2 separate regions of the Homo sapiens genome follow, and region 1 is linked to region 2. The links are chromatin contacts, found by Hi-C or POLR2A ChIA-PET in ENCODE. All regions are on one chromosome and are shown on one strand. The core of a region is the stretch at or near the end of the contact, and the rest is flanking DNA. Distances in the headings are between cores, read along the strand shown.

Region 1 (4,493 bases), core at 1,074-3,573, 770 kb before region 2:
TCTCATTCTTGAAACTCTGTAGCTGCCACGTGGACTCCCCCAGGCTAGCTGGCTGAATAATGACAGACACATGGCCCTTTCACTTTCATTGTCCCAGCCAATGGTCAGTCACCTGACAGACATGAATGAGGCCATTTGGACCCATACCATACAAGTATATCTTAAGGGAAAGGAAGCGATAATTAAGCCAGCCTCCCACGATGGCCCCAGAGATCACCATTCTGGTATTCACACCATGTGTAGTTTCCTCCCACACTGCATCAAGGGTGGTCTGTGTAACAATGGCACATGGCAGAAGGGATGATGTGTTGCTTCTGATATTAGTTCACAAAAGCCTGCAGCTTCTATTTTGGGTGCCTTCTCTCTCTCTTTCTTATCATTCATTCTGGGAGAAGCCAGCTTCCACATCCTGAGAACACCCAGTCAGCCCATGGAGGGGTCATATGGTAAGGAACTGAGATCTCCACCCATAGCCTGAGAGGCACTGAGGTCCACAATGAGTGAGCGTGGCAGGAGATCCTATAGCTCCAGATGACCAAAGCCCAGGCTGACAGCCTGAATGTAACCTCTTGAGAAACCCTGAACCAGAACCATCGAGCTAAGCTGCTCCCAGACTCATGATCCAAAGAATATGTGAGATAACAAATGTTTGTTTTAAGCTACTAGGTTTGGGGGTAATTTGTTATGCCAGAAAAGATAACTGACAAAAAGCGTTAGCTAGATAAAGCAGGGGGAGGGGATGGAGTGTTCCAGACAGAGGGAATGGCATGATCAAAGGTCCTCAGGTAGGAGGGAATACAGGACCAGAAGAAACCGAAAGAAGACCAATGCGACAGGAGTTCAGAGAGCAAATGAGGCCGAAAGGTTGGTGGGGTCGAGACCTGCTGGGTGTGGCCTGGGGGTCTTCCTAACAAGTTTGCATTAGGAGCAACAAGAAATCAAATTATTGAGGGACCAGCATTAGGGGCTTCAAGGAAACCCAGATATCCTGGCTAGGATAAAGTCTCTCCCTGCCAATCCTCCAAATTAGTAACTTTGGGTTTTTAGTTTTCCCTACTCAAAGGTGCCCTTCAAGGTCTCCAAGGGAAGAGGCAAAGGGAGACGTAGCAAACATCCAGCATGGTATGGGTAAGGCTTCTCCAGCTCCAGCCATGCCAGGCAGCCAGGCCCAGCAGAGAGCTGTGCTTCCCTGACTGGTCAGGACTGGTCCCTCCAGCAGGGGCAAAGCCAGAAACAAGGGGTACAGGTCCAGGGAGGGAGCCCACTTCTTGATCAGCCTTTCTTGGTTCCCAGCTTCCCAGCTTCCCACCCCCTATCCACCGGGAGTGAGTTTATACTGTTTTACAGAGACTAGGACACTTGAACTCATATTTCATTCTCTCATGGATTTCGTCCAACTGGCCTAATCTTTTTTCTCTAAGTGACAAAGAATCTAAAGATATGGAATGTTCCCCAAAACAACTTTGCAGAAAAGCAAAATAAACACAGCATCGAACAGGCCCATTCATTTCATGAATTGATTATAGAAAGATAATTTCTATTTTTCTTTTAAAAATATATATTTAAGATAGAGATATGAAAAAATTACATGATGATCCATCAAGGAGATACATTCCACCATGATTATGTTATAGCAGCAAAGCCCTAGTCCTAATATAGGACGGTTGAGTTGATCAGATAAAGACTTTTTTCCCAATCTACAATCCTATAGATTGTAAATACAATTTTTAAAAACTACAACAGTTTTCCATTAAACAGCCTTCCTTTTTCTCTTCCCATCTCTAGTCTAGGAGATATTCCCCTCCCTCCTTCTTGCTGTTCCAAGGACAATCAAGGGGGACTGCCTGCTGAGCATTCACTAATGTCAATCCTAATCTAATGCCAGTAAGACATCCTTATACAGGGTCACCCACACTAAGAGAGAAGGCTCTGTGTCCTGGAGCCCCTGGCCAACACCTGTACAGATCAAGACCCACTTCACTGAAGGGCAAGGGACCAATCTGAAGACAGAGTGTGTTGTCAGAACATCAGTGCTTGCTCAAAACCACTTCCCAATTGGGCAGATTCATTGGTCTCTCTTTCCCTTGAGTGTGCTTTGAACAGACCGCAGGCTGGCTTGGAGGGACAGGAAGAAGAAGAGATGCAGCTGTAAATCAGTGTCACCTCTCCAACTCAGGGTCAGAGGAGGAGAATGTGCCCACCTCCAGGAAGGCCTGCTGTTATCAGATGTGCCTGAGCAGTCATGAGCACGCTGCTCTGCTGCCCTGCAGCCTGTGGACTCCCCCTCGTTCTTCTCTTTTGCAGCCTGGAAACAGATGCCCTTGGGAGGGGAAAAGCTCTGACTTCATCGGGGCTCCCAGGCCCTCCCTTTTCCAAACAGAACAAAGCCTACTTAGCTTATCGCAGCACTTCTCCTTGTGATTTTTTTTTAATTGGCCTCTTCACATGTGCAATCGACTCTCCTGATATGAAAGTTGTGAGCCCTGTTTTTGCAAGCCCGAAGCTTAGAAGCTGATCCCCACGAGCATCAACAGAAATCATCTGAATGCTCTAAGTACTGCCAGTGCTTGCTAAAAAATAAAACAGCCTGCCAACCTCCTCCTGCCTGTGTCCTTGGCACAGCCCTGGCGGGGCAAAGGAGCCCCAAGGACCCCATTGTTCTTTGGAAAGAAAGAAGCAACTCCAGCCAATTCAGGTGTTTGGGGGATTATTGAGATGGTCTTTTTTTGTAGATATGATGTGGTGGTGAATAGGGTAAGTTATATAGGGGACTCTATGGTGGTGACATTTGAAAAGATTGAAGAGTGAACTGAAACCGGTTTCTGTGAGCCCAAAGTTTTATTCAGCCAGTACAGTTCTAGAATTTGCTACTAATATGTTTATTTTCTCCCAAAGATCTTCTCCTTTTCTGAGAGTAATGGGACACTGGGGAGAGAACTTATGGACAAAAATATGGGGACAGAAAAGATTATGACAATTTGTAAAGTGTCCACACTGTTGGTTGGATTAGCTATGTGAGATGATGAGGGAGAAAGAGAGAAAAACAGGCAAAACCAAAAAAGGCCCCTTGGAAACAAAGTTAAGATGGTTTTTGGACTCATCCTACCTCCTGTGGGTTTAGCTTAACATCAGTCCCATCTGCCAGAGGCCGGAGGCAAGGTGCTTAGGGGTTTAATTGTTCTGTGAGACCCTGAAGCAGGATGAGAAGTGGCCTGGTGTCAGAGTAGAGCAGTTGGCCCATTACTGAAGGTCATGGTTCAGAAGTTCTCAACTTACTCTTTTCTCTATTCAGGTTCTATATAAGTGAGCAGTAGAAGGATATGGTTATCTCCTTCCTTTATTGTAGCAGTCTGCGAAGTTCCATTTCCTTCTTGAAACCTCTGACTCAATGGCTAGAGGAACCCTCCCGCACCCCTCCCCTCCTGTCTATGCTGGCAACTTTTGAGCCGCCCCCTCGGCTTACCACCTTGCAAAACCTGTCAGATCCATTGCTTTTACACACTGCTATTTACCTCGTTGTTTATTTTGTGTATGTGGGTCATCTGTTGTTTAGGTTAGATTGAAGTCTGGCTGTGTTGGTGTAGTTAGCTTTTGATTATTTCCAGAAGAAAGATAGTACACCATATCCATACAAGCATTTAATATTACGTTGTTTTCTTTTTGATCTAATGTCCAGCTTCAGCCTAGAAAACATCCTGAATGATCCAGGCTTGGGGACCGTCAGAGCTATTATTATTATTTATTTATTTATTGAGACTGAGTCTCACTCTATCACCCAGACTGGAGTGCAGTGGTGCGATCTCAGCTCACTGCAACCTCTGCCTCCTGGGTTCAAGCGATTCTCCTGCCTCAGCCTCCTGAGTAGCTGGGATTACAGGCACGCGCCACCACACCTGGCTAATTTTTGTATTTTTAGAGATGAGGTTTCACCATGTTGGCCAGGCTGGTCTTGAACTCCTGACCTCAAGTGATCTGCCCACCTTGGCCTCCCAAAGTGCTGGGATTACAGGCATGAGCCACCATGCCCGGCCTATTATTATTATTTTAAAGCATAATTATTTAATGCGGATTTTGCATATCTACTGCATTTGATCCCTTTCTGAATAGTTTTCACTGTTTTATTTAATTACTGTACTTCAAAATACAGAAATTTTGGAAAACAGAGAAACACTCTTTGGTGTATATACTTTTAGTATTTTTTTAAATGCATATAGATTTATTTTCTGTTTTCAGCAATAATATTATACAGTTTGTTTTAAACTGTATACTTTTTTTGTTTTTTTGAGATGGAGTCTTGCTGTTGTCACCTAGGCTGTAGTGTAATGGCATGATCTCAGCTCACTGCAAACTCTGCCTCCCAGGTTCAAGCAATTTTCCTTCCTCAGCCTCCCGAGAAGCTGGGATTACAGGCGCCCGCCACCACACCTGGTTAATTTTTGTATTTTTAGTAGAGACGGGGTTTCACCATGTTGGCCAGGCTGGTCTCGAACTCC
Region 2 (4,399 bases), core at 309-2,808:
CAGGCACAGTGGCTCACCCCTGTGATCCCAGCACTTTAGGAGCGCAAAGCAGGAGGATCACTTGAGCCCAGGAGTTTCAGCCAGCCTGTGGGGTTTTGCCATGTTGCCCAGGCTGGTCTCAAATTCCTGGGTTCAAGTGATCCTAATACAAAAATTAGCTGTGCTCCCAGCTACTTGGGAGGCTAAGGTGGAAGAATCCCGTGAACCCAGGAGGTGGAAGCTGCAGTGAGCCAAGATCGCACCACTGCACTCCAGCCTGGGTGACAGAGTGAGACCTTGTCTCAGAAAAACAAAACAAAACAAAAACTGCCTTTATTGTACCCTGGTACTTGTTCGTAGTTGGGCTCAGTGTAGAATTCTGGGCCAAAAATAATCTTCTCAGAAAATTTGCAGATGCAGCTGCTTTGACTTCTGATATCCCCTGTTGCTGACAAGAAGCTAGTTTGATTATCAATCCTTTGTGGGTGACCTGTTTTTCCTGTTCAGGATCTCTGTTTTATATTTTTATTTTGAAGTTTCCAGAGAAAATGTATAAATAGGGTTCTTTTATCAGTTGTATGGGTACTCACTGAGCCCTTTGAATCTTAAGACTTGGATCCTTTCTCAGCTCTGGGAAATTATATTATTTGTTGAATAGTTTCTCCCTTCTTTTTCCTCTGTTTCTTCCTTCTAGAGCTCTTCCTAGTCAAATGGTGGAGCTATTGGATTGGTTCTTTATGTCTTTTCTAGCTTCTCTATTATTTTTATCTTTTATTCATGTACTTTCATTGTTGAGTTTCTCAATTTTATTTTCCAGATCGTTTGTTGATTTTCTTTCCTTTTCTAACCACTTTTTAAACTCTAAGGATCTTATATTTAATTTAAAAGTTATTTGTTTCTTTTTATGGTTTCCTATTCATAGTTTATGTGGATGCACCATCCTCTTCAGTATTTTGATTATAACAATTTTATTTTTTAATGTTTTCTTATGCTCTGTAATTGTCTTCATTCCTTTCAGAGATTTTATTTTCTATATGTTTATCTTAGCTCTTCTTTTTCATGCTGCTGGACTTTCTCATGTGCTTGGTGATTGTTGGTTGTCTGTTCATATTTTAGAAAGAAGGACTAGGTAACTGGTGTGGCTTTCCTCTGCTGTTTTAAAAGTTAGTCTGTTTTCCCATTAGACCTATCACCGGAATGGATGCCTGACTGAGCCCTGTATGTAGGATGGGATGCCTTGGCTGGCCTGTTTGCTCTAGGTTGAGCCTATGCTGGGCTCTGGGGTCCCTCGTGCCAGCGGAGTACTTTACTCTTGTTGGACTATACATACCCACACTAGAAGCCTTGGCTTTCTGCAGTTTGTTCTTTCAGCTATCTGGTTTTTCGAGTAAGGGTTAATGCTAGGCTGCCTATGATCTCTGTGGGGTGGGGGAGGTGGTTGGGGGTGCCAACCAGTGCAGTTCCAGGTACAGATCTTCAATTATTCCCACCGTCTTCAACCTCACTTCTCACTCCTGCCCTCCCTTGTACCTGTTGGCTCGGAGCCCAGAGCCATCAGGTGTTCCAACTGACAGATTGGCTCTCTAGATTCCCTCTAGCATTCCAAGAAGCAGTTTGGCTTCCAGCTCCTTTTAGGTTGCCTGGTAGAGTATTCTGGGCTGTGGCTTTCTCTGCCTGCCTCATCCATCAACACAATTCCATTTGCTTTTTGAAACTAGAAATGTGTTGGATCTTTTATCCGCTGGTGAATTTCCTACTTTTCTTTCTTTCTTTGTTTCTTTCAGCTGTTAGAGATTTATTGCTTCTTTTGCCTTCCTTATTTGAGTGTGGTTTTGCAAGCTGTAAGTAGCAAACATGTATCTTTAGTCTACCATCTTAAACTGAAAGTCCTGATGTGAATTTTAAACTGCAGCATCTGTTTTCTAATATTTACCTACCCTATTTATCTTCATGACTGCAGTGTCTATTTAAGCATTACATAATTAACAAATTAGCTGGGCGCAGTGGCCCAGGCCTGTATTCCCAACACTTTGGGAGGCCGAGGCGGGCGAATCATGAGGTCAGGAGTTCGAGACCAGCCTGACCAACATGGTGAAACCCCGTCTCTACTAAAAATACAAAAAATTAGCTGGGCGTGGTGGCGGGCGCCTGTAATCCCAGCTACTCGGGAGTCTGAGGCAGGAGAATCACTTGAACTCAGGAAGGAGGCAGAGGTTGCAGTCAGCCAAGATCGCGCCACTGCACTCCAGCCTGGGTGACAGTGCTAGACTCTGTCTCAAAAATAAATAAAAATAAAAAACCTAATTAACAAAGTATTTCAATAAAATAAGGTGAGATAATTAGAGTAAATAACTTGAGAGGAATAAAAATAAGATGGAACTTTTTTCCCCAGAAAATCTTGTATACAGTTCATTTTGATAAAAAAGAAAAAGAAAAAAAAACTGCTAAAAGATTAGCGTCTTAAATTAGAATCAATTTTGTGGTTGAGTTCAATGGGTTTTAAGTAAACAATATCCTTTCCACTTTACTCATAATGCTGTTCATACTTGGTTTTGATAATGCTTTTGTCCTATAAAAGATCTTTATATTAATGTAATGAATTGCTTAAACATTTCACCAGCTTTTAAATAGCAATTTGGTAAAATAGAAAGACTCATGAGATAATTTATTCCCCCAGGACAGAGAAGGGATAAACAAGCCTTTTCAGTCTGTGATAGCAGAATGGTTTGGTGAATTTAAAAGCCTTAATTATTATGCTTTAAGCAACAACTTAATTTGCTTCTGTCTGATTCTTAGTTTTTGAGTTCTTCCTTTCATAAACTGTATCATGTTGCTATTTTGCTGCTCATCATTTTGCTGTTTCTCTTTTCCTCATCAAAAAGTATTTACTGCTCATGTCCATATATTCCCTGTGCTGGCGGTGTTGCTGTGGGCTGTAGATGCACACTGGCTTTTTTTTTTTTTTGAGACAGAGTCTCCCTCTGTCACCCAGGCTGGAGTGCAATGGTGTGATCTCAGCTCACTGCAACCTCCGCCTCCTGGGTTCAAGCAATTCTCTTGCCTCAGCCTCCTGAGTAGCTGGGATTACAAGCACGCGCCACCACTCTTGGCTTTTATCTGTACATTTGAGTGCACTTTTCGAGTATAGAGTGTGGATAGTTAAGGGAATCAATTTCTAGATTTTTGAATTCCCGATGTAGTTTTTCCTAACATTGCTCTGCCAGAGAATGTGTTTGGAATGGAGGTGTGTGCTCTGCTTTCCCACCTTCACTTGCGTCGTTATCCTTTCTCACTTTTAGAAAGGAAAGGCACACTGCTAATCCATTTTAGATATTACAAAGGTCCATTGCCCTGGATGTAAAAACTACCAGGACACCAAACAAAGGGCAATTGAAAATTTGGTGTCTGTGTTAAGATAGTGAATGTCGAGAAATACTGTCTCAGGGAATGACTAGATAACAGTTTTTTGCAATATTAGTTTCCAATATTTTGCTGTCAACAGAACTGAAAGAAGGCCTGATAGAGTTGTCTGCTAAGTAACTAATAGATCAGTAAGTATATTTTTGATGGTAGGTTACTGTTATTTTTGTCACATAACTCAAAAGATTTCCAAGAATTGAGAGATAATTGCTACAACAAGACTTCCATTTTTATCTTTTCATTTATGTGAAAAAAGTTTCTCACCACTTAAAGTTATAAAAACAAAAAATAGGGATAATTCTGTTTTTTAATAGCTGAGTCCTATTTCATTCTGGCAAGAAATAATAGTTACTGCACGTTCTTAGATGACACCAAAAGCATGGTTCATAAAGGAAAAATTGATAAATTTGATCTTATCAAAATTAAAATCTTTTTCTCTGCTAAAGACCCTGTTAAAAAGATGAAAAGACAAGCTACAGACTGGGAGAAAATATTTGCAAATCACATATCTCACAAAGGACTAGTATCTGGAATATACAAAGAACTCTCAAAACTCAGTTTTAAAAAATAGTCCAGTTAGAAAGTGGGAAAAAGACACGCATAGACATTTTACCAAAGCTATATAGATGGCAAGTAAACACAGATGAAGACATTCAAGCTTATTAACCATTAGGGAATTGCACATTAAAACCGTGATGAGATATCATCAGAATGACTAAAATTAAAAATAGTGAAAACACCAAATGCTGGCAAGGACGCAGAGCAACTGGATGATTCATACATTGATGTAAAATGATACAGCCATGGAAAGCAGTTTGCAACTATTTAAACTTATGGTGAAAAATTGTAGATGTCAACTTAAAAATATGCAAGGGGGTATATAGTTTTCAAATTATTTGTGGGATCCACAAACAAAAATGCTAGAGTTTAAAACCATAATACCTCCATTGCTGAAAGGGCTACATTCCAAAAGAATGCCTTTTAAGAAATCAGAATCTTA

What was found. Hi-C counts contacts between places; a loop is a spot of excess contacts on that map. ChIA-PET counts read pairs that join two places held with the same protein, here RNA polymerase II (POLR2A). Pooled maps may share reads with other maps.
Region 1: a map of Ramos shows a loop between it and region 2 (4-fold over the local background). The contact joins two enhancer-like sites. A Hi-C loop is called at or near these places in 1 of 168 maps with a recorded cell type or tissue (Ramos), 1 of 37 single-sample maps with no recorded cell type and 3 of 50 pooled maps. POLR2A ChIA-PET finds 5 or more read pairs at or near these places in 1 of 52 experiments (B cell).

The regions. Positions count from the first base shown.
Region 1 is chr1:93,706,966-93,711,458 of GRCh38, reverse strand. It overlaps a transcript of BCAR3 not described here. Among named protein-coding and RNA genes, the nearest start is that of BCAR3, 27 kb to the right of the region's middle. RefSeq lists enhancers at 1-11, 142-191, 3,578-3,627 and silencers at 112-406, 3,308-3,437. Within about 2 kb of position 2,323, at least 11 of the 41 ENCODE cell types and tissues checked have a DNase peak (open chromatin) inside an H3K27ac peak, as active enhancers do.
Region 2 is chr1:92,940,535-92,944,933 of GRCh38, reverse strand. The region is part of intron 1 of DIPK1A (divergent protein kinase domain 1A); the gene reads left to right. Among named protein-coding and RNA genes, the nearest start is that of DIPK1A, 19 kb to the left of the region's middle. Within about 2 kb of position 1,558, at least 3 of the 41 ENCODE cell types and tissues checked have a DNase peak (open chromatin) inside an H3K27ac peak, as active enhancers do.